Regions from separate parts of the Homo sapiens genome. Here region 1 is linked to region 2. A link is a contact called in ENCODE Hi-C data. All regions are on one chromosome and are shown on one strand. The core of a region is the stretch at or near the end of the contact, and the rest is flanking DNA. Distances in the headings are between cores, read along the strand shown. Region 1 holds the start of DLAT (dihydrolipoamide S-acetyltransferase). Region 2 holds the start of C11orf71 (chromosome 11 open reading frame 71).

Region 1 (5,055 bases), core at 337-2,836, 2.4 Mb after region 2:
AGCCCCCCGCCCAGCCAGCCGCCCCGTCCGGGAGGGAAGTGGGGGGGTCAGCCCCCGCCTGGCCAGCTGCCCCGCCCGGGAGGTGAGGGGCGCCTCTGCCCAGCCGCCCCTACTGGGAAGTGAGGAGCCCCTCTGCCCGGCCACCACCCTGTCTGGGAGGTGTACCCAACAGCTCATTGAGAACGGGCCATGATGACAATGGCGGTTTTGTGGAATAGAAAGGGGGGAAAGGTGGGGAAAAGATTGAGAAATCGGATGGTTGCCGTGTCTGTGTAGAAAGAGGTAGACATGGGAGACTTTTCATTTTGCTCGGTACTAAGAAAAATTCTTATCCTGTTGATCTGTGACCTTACCCCCAACCCTGTGCTCTCTGAAACATGTGCTGTGTCCACTCAGGGTTAAATGGATTAAGGGCAGTGCAAGATGTGCTTTGTTAAACAGATGCTTGAAGGCAGCATGCTCCTTAAGAGTCATCACCACTCCCTAATCTCAAGTACCCAGGGACACAAACACTGCGGAAGGCCGCAGGATCCTCTGCCTAGGAAAACCAGAGACCTTTGTTCACTTGTTTATCTGCTGACCTTCCCTCCACTATTGTCCTATGACCCTGCCAAATCCCCCTCTGCGAGAAACACCCAAGAATGATCAATAAAAAAAATAAATAAATTAATTAAAAAAAAAAAAAAAAACTTACCTCTGCAATTAGGTCACCTTCATTGATTTTGTCCCCCTCTTTTTTTTCCCAACGGGCTATGGTGCCTGCCTGCATTGTGGGGGAAAGAGAAGGCAATGGAACCTGGAAAAGGAAAAGAAGAAACATTAAAATTTTTAAGGACTACCTAACTCTCAGTCTGGCTTAAGATTTCATTCAATTCAATTTCATGCAAAGTGTATACAGTTCCATTGCACATTGGGAACTAGGGATGCCAAGGGAGTTCCTGTCCATGAGAAGTTAGTAATTTCCAGTGACAGGCTTTCTCCTCCACAGTCCTGTGGGTCTGACAAAGCATGAACCTCGGCAGATATTCTGCATACAGCCCCAGTCTTGAAGCTCTCCTTTCAATGAAATAGATCATGAGAGGGACACTAAGGAGCTACAGCAAAGCCAACTATTGGACAAAGGGCCAAAGCAGATACTGGGAATGGGTGGAGGATCAGTGAGGCCTCTCAAGGAGGATCTTGCAGGCATCCAGTCAGCTCTGAAGGACAACGGGGTCCCGAGAAGGGGGGTCTAGGGCTCACCTTCTGATGCGGGGGAAGACTGTAATAGCGGCGGCCGGGCGACCCCAAAAGCTGCAGCAGTAAGCGGTTCCGCGGCGTGGCCCCAGAACTGGGGGTCCAGCCGCACAGTGCCCGGACCCCGCCATACCCTGTAGTCACGCTGTTGCGACGAGCGGGAGCCGGGCCAGATCGCGAGGTCACTCGTGGAGTTCCGGGTACCTCCTGCAAGGCCGTCCACCGAGCCTCGAGTCCCGCCCATGGGGCTACATTCTGAGCCCGTCGCGCACAGACGCGCCACATAGTGCCACCAACCCCCCACACCCCAAAACCAACGCCGTCTCCGGAGTGACCTCTCCAAGAGCAGCGGCGTTGCCGTCAGCCACACCGCACAGCCGCACGTTGTCGTAAAATGGTTCCCGCAGGTTTACTCCACCCGCTCCCCAGGCCAGAAATGCGCGGCACGCACGCTCTTTCTCTACGGAGCGGGGACGAGGGGCACTACGGGGCAGGAGTGTTCCAGAGGGGCCTGTGCGGGCGCAAGTTTGGGAGAAATAACAGACGGAAAGGGGTGGAAAGTGGTAGGGTTCTAGGGGAGGCATCCGAAAGGGTGAGACGGGGCCTAAGAGATGACAAGGGCACGACCGAGGGGGAGGGGCCTAAAAAGGCGCAGAGACGCGGGTTAATTGCGGCCGAGTGGCCTGAGAGTCTGGGCCGAGGGGCGTGGCCAAGCTTTCTGGAAAAGCTGGAAGTGAGCCCGGGAACTGGCTAGGGCAGTGGGAGCCTCAGGCCAAAGGGCGGGGGTCTTGGAGTGCTGGGGTGGTGAAGGAGCCAGGAATCGCCCGCGAGGGAATCGAGGGGTCCGGCGTGGTGACCTCTGCTTCTGCGCATCCGAAGGGGGATGGACTGGGCCGCGCCCCGCGCAGGCTGTACTGGTTGCAAAGATTTCGTTTCAGGTTTGTAGCCCAAGTGGAAAGTGGAGTGAACAGGTGTTCCACCCAGCCAAGTGGTAACGAAAGGCAGCCCAGAGGAAGATACATTCCCGCATTCATGTATACTGTAGCAAGATTAAGCATATTCCCTGTATGAAGATATAGGTTTACAAAACAGGTGTTGCTCCCTAATACCATAGAATTCTTTTAAGTAACCAAAAGCTTCGTTATGTTTCAAATGTTTGAAAAACTTAACTGTAAGCCGTTGAAGGCATGAAGAGTGTCTGCGTGGTCCTTCCATGTAGCCCCAGAGCTTAATATCCAGTAAATAGCGGGGGCTGAATGTATGTCTTTTGAATCAATGAATAAAAAGTCATCTACACATTTTGTTAGGCACGCTTCTCTTGTAAAGTTGTCTTTTAATTAGAAAACATATCGTTTCTGAACTGAAGGTGACATTAGATAAGGAGGAAGCATGTGCTGTGTATCACCACCTCCCCCCTGTAGAGATGGTTAGAGAACACCAAGAACGCAAGAGGAAGTTGGAGGGAAGAAACTTAAAACAAGATTTTAGCCAGGAGCGGTGGTGCATGCCTGTAGTCCCAGCAATGCTTGAGAGGCTGAGGTGGGGGAATCACTTGAGCCCAAGAGTTTGAGACCAGCCTGGGCAACATAATGAGACTCCCATCTGTTAAAAAAAAAAAAAAATGGGGGCTAATCTTGCTAACAATTAATTTGGAAAACTAAAACAGATTGGATGTACTATTTCATGCCTACTTAAATTGGAATGTTTAAGCAGGTACAGCTGTCTATCAGAATAATATGTAAGCAATATAATTGAGAAATATAAAATTTCTAGATTGAATGAAAAGGCATATTTTAAATAATATGAAGAGAGCAATTATATTGTTACAATTATGTACAACTTATGAATTAACAATTGGAAGAAGCAATGAAAGAATAATTGTAATTACTGAAAGGACTTATTACTATTATTTGGGGATGGAGTCTCACTCTGTCGCCCAGGCTGGAGTGCAGTGGCATGATCCCGGCTCACTGCAACCTCCACCTCCCAGGTTCAAGCGATTCTCCTGCCTCAGCCTCCCGAGTGCTGGGATTACAGGCACGTGCCACCATGCCCAGCTAATTTTGTGTTTTTAGTAGATACGGGGTTTCACCATGTTAGTCATGCTGGTCTCAAACTCCTGACTTCAGGTGATCCACCTGCCTCGGCCTCCCAAAGTGCTGAGATTACAGGCGCGAGCCACCATGCCCGCCCAGGACTTATAAATTATTATAAAAATGTTTTTGAGTTGGCTAAAATATCTTGCTGCTTTTGCTGCATTTGAACTTAATAACTGGATCTAAATTAGACTTTGGTATAAAGTATGAGGTGATCTTCCGGATCTGTTGTGCACTTAGGTATGCTTGCTTAAACCCTGTTTTGCATTTTTCAAAGAATAGCGAGTTTGTGTCTTGAATATACTTTTGACTTAAGTGTAGTTAAATTATAGGAATGCATAGCTCAAACAGTCCAGAGATGGCGAGCTTACCCCAGAGGTGGGCTAGGAATGCTTAGGTTTCTCAAATCAGTCCTGAGAGAACAAGCTTGAATTCCACTAAACAGACTGGATAAAGGAAATTATGGAAAAGGAGACTCAAGACTCAAAGGTTTGAAATAGAGATACTTAAGAGAATGGTGATATCACTGATATTGAGAGAAACAGAAATTAGTTGGTAGTGAAAGATTTTGAGTTATGTACATATTTAATTTTAACATAATGGGATAGCCAATTAATAGTTGAAAATACGTAATTGGAAGTCAAATGAAGGCACTCAGGGATAAAGAATTTAATATAGCAAACATTTAAGATGAATTGATAAGAGGCATTTAAGAGGCAGCTTTCAAATGATCTGGGAATTCTGGTCATTTTAAATACACATTTCTGAAAGAGTTCTTAATGCTTGCATACTGACTTTTGTCATAGAGTTTATACTCTTGGGTTCTTATTTGTTTGCATGTTTACATATAATTTCAAAATAAGTGCTAAATAAATTGTCCTTGATAATAGCCTATGTGCTTACATAGAAATACTAATTGTAAAATATCTGTAGCAATAAAGTAATTCTTATCTCCACTCCACATAGTGAGTAAACATGCTACCAGGGAGATCACTTGAGGAAATTTGCTTTCACTAAATGTAAATGGCTTTATTGATTAATCTCATCAGTAAACGCAAGTGAAAATCATTAATGATATTTAGTTTGCAAACCCCATTTTATTCATAGTTTGTGGTTTTTTAAATTAGTTCACAAATCTGGTACATACCGGCAGTTAAAACTGGTTATCACTTTGATAATCAGAAGCCTCTGGTGTAACATAGTCTTCATGAAAACATATTGTAAAACAGGGAGAATACACAGTAATAATCTCTTTGAAAGCAATGGCTGTAAACATCCATGTTTCTAAGAAAATATAACTTTACATATATATGTATTTTAAGCAAGCTATACCTCTTACATAAATTCAGACAGTAGAAGGAGTGTGCAATCATAATGCTTATTTTATGGAAACAGTGAAAATAATTTTAATTATGACCTAAATGCTTTTAAGTAATTAAAGTCCTCTTGAATTGGATGTATAGTATAAAGATATTTTCCCTAATTTGCAACCATCCTGGTCAAAAAGAGCTGAAAAGTTGGTCAGTAAGTAGAAGTGCCATTACCAAGTAAGTTTAAAACAAATTCTTCAAATTTAAAAATGTAAAAATTGTAAAGTATCCCAATCCCCCCAGCTAATTTAGGGAACTGAGCAAGAAGAGAACATTCTTCAGTTTTTAAATGACTTTTTTTTTTTTTTTTTTGGAGATGGGGTCCTGCTCTGTAGCCTAGGCTAGAGTGCAGT
Region 2 (5,006 bases), core at 2,243-4,742:
GTACACTGGCTTCTTTCAGTTCCACATTCATCTATATCATCTCCTTCTCTTAAAATTTTCTCAAAGCCCTTTGTACTCTTTCTTTAGAGAACTTATTACAGTAATTGAACAGGTATTCACAAAAATATATATAATATGTGTCTTCATTTAGACTTTAAGCTCCTCTAGATAATACATCATAGTGGCTGGGCTCAATCACACTACACTGCCTGGGTTTGAATCCCAGCCCACTGAACCTGAGCAAGTTAACCTCCATTTTTCATTTCCCTTCATATAAGAGGTAGAGATAAAAATAATCCCTACCCTCATAAAACTGCTGTGAGGAATAAATGAAATCATATATGTAAAAGATATGGTGAAGAACCTGACATATGGCAGGTATTTATTAAATCTTTCTTAAATGACTGTTAAATAGCTTTATGGATATACCGGGAAAAATTGTCCCTGGTAAAATATGAACCTCCCCAAAGCAAATAAAATCATTTAAGTAAATATGATATTTTCTAATACTCAGTACCTGAAGAGATTTTACAAATCATTTAATTCAACTTATTTTCCTTACACATGGGAAGACGGGACTAAAGAAAGGAGACTAGCTCAAGATTACACAATTGATAGATGCAGACCTAGAATCCAATTCTAGGAATTCTTAGTCCAATAGACTGTTGACTAACTGGTATTTTTCAACTGTAAGTAACAACCAATTAATGACTGTAAAATAAATTTTAAAATGTTTTAAATGAAATAGTAATCCAAGTAGTGAGGGTAAATAATGTTTTGAGAAATTTTGTTTCAAGTGTATACATGTACTGTACACATATGTGGGTATGGTTATGTCGCTACAAATCAACAAATAGTTATATACGTATCTATTCTAAGGGGACTATATACAATGTGTTTGTCTATAGAATAGACACATTCTATACCCCTTAGAATAGATACATAACAACAACCCCAAAAGGCAAGTAATAACGGCAGAATGAAGAGATAAGAGAATAATGAAGGAGACTATTTACTCATGTGTTTTGAGGCTATTCCCTATAAGAATTCCTGATAAATGATCTTAACAATAAGTGAGAAATATTACCTGCTAGGAGATGTGGAGGTAGGGCTTGAATTTCCAACATGATGTTGGGGATATGACAAACTGACATCTTGTGGGGCATGACTACTTCCTAAAATGAAACAATTTGAAAAATTATTCTTGATAGAAAATCTAATTTGAAATTTTGTCTTCCCCACTTGAAATCACTCCAAAAAGGTAAACACAATCTAAAAGAGAAAAATCTCAAACTACTGGCCGGGCGCGGTGGCTGACGCCTGTAATCCCAGCACTTTGGGAGGCTGACGTGGGCACATCTCTCGAGGCCAGGAGTTCGAGACCAGCCTGACCAACATGGTGAAACCCCACCTCTACTAAAAATACAAAGAATTAGCCAGGCGTGGTGGCGTGCACCTGTAATCCCAGCTACTCAGGAGGCTAAGGCAGGAGAATCACTTGAACCTGGGAGGCAGAGGTTGCAGTGAGCTGAAATTGCACCACTGCACTCCAGCCTAGGCAACAGGGCAAGACTCCATCTCAAAAAAAAAAAAAAAAAAAAAAAAAAAAAAAAAAAAAAAGAATCTCAAGCTGCTGTAGACCGCTTTACGGCTTCATCGGGGTGAAAATTATAAGTGTATAATATCAGATAAGCAAAACAAAGCACTCCATAAATATCCAATCTGACCATAATTTTCTGATCTCCACCCTAAATTGTAACACTGGATACATGGACAGTTTCATCCTCACATGATCAAGAACCAAAATATATAAAAGTAATTACAAAGCAGCCAGGAGAAGTATTTTCAGAAAATAAACCTAGCTCTTTTCAGAGTACCCAAGCCCAGCTCTCTTAGTGATACAGTTTATGTTTTTTCACTAACCCAAAATGAAACTTTAAGCTCAGTTTTGAAATTCTAATTTCAAAATCCATGTGTCAATGTTACCCGTTTTCAGGGATATATAAAGTTTGCTATATAAAGTTTACTATTCACAATGCTTAAGAAAGAAGTTTCATCTACAAATAAGAGGTTCTTTAAAACTGAATAATAAATTTAAAAACAGCAGGAAACAATGCCCCCCGAACCTCATTGGGCAGTTACCTGATCTAAATTGAATTTTGATAGGCCTTCCATAAAGTTTGATTCCATTAAGTAGATTCATTGCATAAGGAACAGACACTTCATGTTTGAAATTCACAAACGCAAACTGCTTTGGTTTACCATCCTTATCTTTTGGAATTTTCACCTTTATTACTGGCCCAGCCTACAAACAAAAAGGTGTTTAGAATTTAAATAAAGCAACTAAGGGAAAATACTCAAATTTTACAAATAAGATATGACAAAGTTTAAAAACAACAGAAACGTAATCAGAAACTTCTTTTGAAAATGATGCACGGATTTCCATTTTGGCTACAGTAAACATCCTAGTTATGACTGAACATTAGATTTATTTGGGGAAGGGGGCCCATAAGGAACTGGAAACACAATCACTTTTGCAATTCACAGCACTGTATGGCTTAACATAGTGACCAATCGCCATTATTTTGCCACTCCATGAAAATGAACATTTATCAAGAACAAGAGAATGATTTTCTTTAACTAAAAACGGACTTTTGTATTGATTAATCAAACAATACCAGTTATTAGGGGATAGGGATGGGGGGAATAGGATACTCAGAATTTTTCACACTTTTTAATACAGCAACACTAAAATGCTGTTTTTCTACGGAGTACTTAACCATTTTATTTTACATATTTTAATAATGCTGCAATTTGATAAGCAAACTTTAGGGGAAAACAGACACAAATAAATTAAAATATTAAGTTCCCAGTCAGATAAACCAAAGACAAATTATCCTAAGGGGAAGATGACAACAGGAAGGATAAGAAAAAGCACTGCTCAACGAAGACCCTACACACACACTGTGTTCCCAAGGACCCCTGGATCTCTACCACGGGAAACCTGATCGAGGATCCCTCCACCACCTTTAGTCGTCACTTTCGGCCTAAACGAACCAAGATCTTCCAGGAAAGCGACACCCAGCGAGCGTTTCGCAACCCAGACCCGCCTTTCACCCCCAAACAGCCACCCGTCGGGTCCCCTGACGGCTACGAAAAGAAAACGGGGTGGCCGCTGGCCAGGCCCTAGGCGAGACGGAAAACGAAAGGCAAAGGGCCGAACCCAGCCGCTTACCTGGTGGAAAAGCTCGAAAAGGAGCTCCTCGGTCACTTTCGTTTCAAGGTTGCCCACAAAGAGAGTGCGATCCGCTTCCGCCGCCGCCGCCCCCATCTCAGCGTCGCCCCCTCCCTAACCTGGCCAAAAGGTCGTGGCCGACGCACCCACTGCGCATTCACGGAAGCCCCACGTCCTCACGCTCCCTGGCGTCACAAACGAAAACGCCCGTTGCGCTTGCTCTCAGCGGGCGACGACGTGCGCGGACGGTCTGCGCATGCTCGCCAGGATACCCCTCGTTAAAGGCAAGGCGGCTTCTGGCTCTTCCGCAGGCTCAGTTATGGGTTCCTGTGTGCTTAGTCATCGGGTCCGACACAGGCTGGACTGATCTGGGGAGCCGCGAAGGGCCTGCCTTCACAAAGGGACGTAACGCAAGTACTGCGGGCAGTGTTTGAATATGGCCCTGAACAATGTGTCCCTGTCCTCCGGTGATCAGAGGAGCAGGGTGGCCTACCGCTCTTCCCATGGCGACCTCAGACCGCGGGCGTCAGCGTTGGCGATGGTCTCCGGAGACGGCTTCCTCGTTTCCAGGCCTGAAGCGATTCATCTAGGACCTCGGCAGGCGGTGCGACCAAGCGTTCGGGCCGAGAGCCGTCGAGTGGATGGTGGCGGCCGGAGCCCAAGGGAACCAGATGGCCGGGGCCGGAGCCGCCAAGCCAGATTCTCACCTTACCCAATCCCTGCCGTTGAACCCGATCTCCTAAGAAGTGTGCTGCAACAGCGTTTGATTGCATTAGGAGGTGTTATCGCAGCTCGAATTTCAGTTTAAACGAACACCTTTCCTCTGGCCCTCACTTAGCTTGTGAACAGGCCTTTTTAAAATCCTTTCTTGGTGTAGCAGCAATCGTGTTGTTTTATTTTTAGATGGATGTATTTTCATTTAATACGTGGGAGTTATATGAATATGTCCTAGCACTAAGGGAAGTGTAACAGTTGATTGATTTAGGTGGTTTTATGCAGCCAGAACGATTGGATCAGGAAAGGTGTGGAAGGGATATTCTTAGGTCGTCACAAAGCTGAGCTGATGGGAGCACCCTCCCCAGAGGTCAACAATCCATTCGTTAACTCAGACACTTAACCTTTACCTTTACTTCTGTTGGCGAAAAAGAAGTGCTCCTTTTTATTACACTGATTTATCCTTCCATCTTTTCCTTGGCATTTACCATCTTCCATCTCCCCCTTCACTTTTTTCAGATATGTCTACAAACAGACTCCAATCTCAGTCGCACTAAAAATAAGAACAAAACCTAAACCTTACAGTTCTTTCAAATTATTAAATCAATTTATTATTCCTTTCTTTGGCAAAGGTTCCAAATTTTTACTTTATATTTGTAATTTTACTATTTGCATTCAGTCCCAGCGCATTAATCTGAATCTGCTGTCCTAAAATACACTGGTGAAAACATTACTTGTACAATCTCCTATCAGAAAACTGTTCATCTACTCACTGTAGTGCCCTCCTTGAAATGTGTGTTTGTTCATTCAACTAACAATATTTGGGGATCCCTGTAGTAAACACTGTATGAATTTTACACAGTCTGGCCATCAAGAAAGATCACGGAGTATATTCTAGATGGGGAGGCTACTAAGTGAATAGGAATCACCACGCTGGGCTGTTTATTAGGTACAGTAATAAACATAAGTACTGGTTGCAGTGACTTTTTTTTTTTTTTTTTCATCATAATACTGCACTATCCTGGTTCTTCTCTTACCTGGCTGATCACTCCTTATT

What was found. A loop is a pair of places that touch in the nucleus more often than their neighbours do. Pooled maps may share reads with other maps.
Region 1: a loop to region 2 is called in a pooled map, with 18 times the contacts of the local background. The contact joins the promoter of DLAT here to the promoter of C11orf71 in region 2. A Hi-C loop is called at or near these places in 7 of 50 pooled maps.

Annotation. Positions count from the first base shown.
Region 1 is chr11:112,021,939-112,026,993 of GRCh38, reverse strand. DLAT (dihydrolipoamide S-acetyltransferase) reads right to left here and starts at 1,586. Exons shown (of 14, transcript NM_001931.5): 1 at 1,243-1,586; 2 at 695-796. The coding sequence starts at 1,521. It overlaps DIXDC1 (DIX domain containing 1), which reads right to left. Exons shown (of 20, transcript NM_001037954.4): 20 at 4,341-5,055. RefSeq lists enhancers at 1,585-1,784, 2,435-2,624.
Region 2 is chr11:114,398,997-114,404,002 of GRCh38, reverse strand. C11orf71 (chromosome 11 open reading frame 71) reads left to right here and starts at 3,492. Exons shown (of 1, transcript NM_001271562.2): 1 at 3,492-5,006. The coding sequence starts at 3,672. The coding sequence ends at 4,043. RBM7 (RNA binding motif protein 7) reads right to left here and starts at 3,337. Exons shown (of 5, transcript NM_001286045.2): 1 at 3,236-3,337; 2 at 2,143-2,305; 3 at 1,088-1,175. The coding sequence starts at 3,331. RefSeq lists enhancers at 3,165-3,707, 3,605-3,994, 3,708-4,250.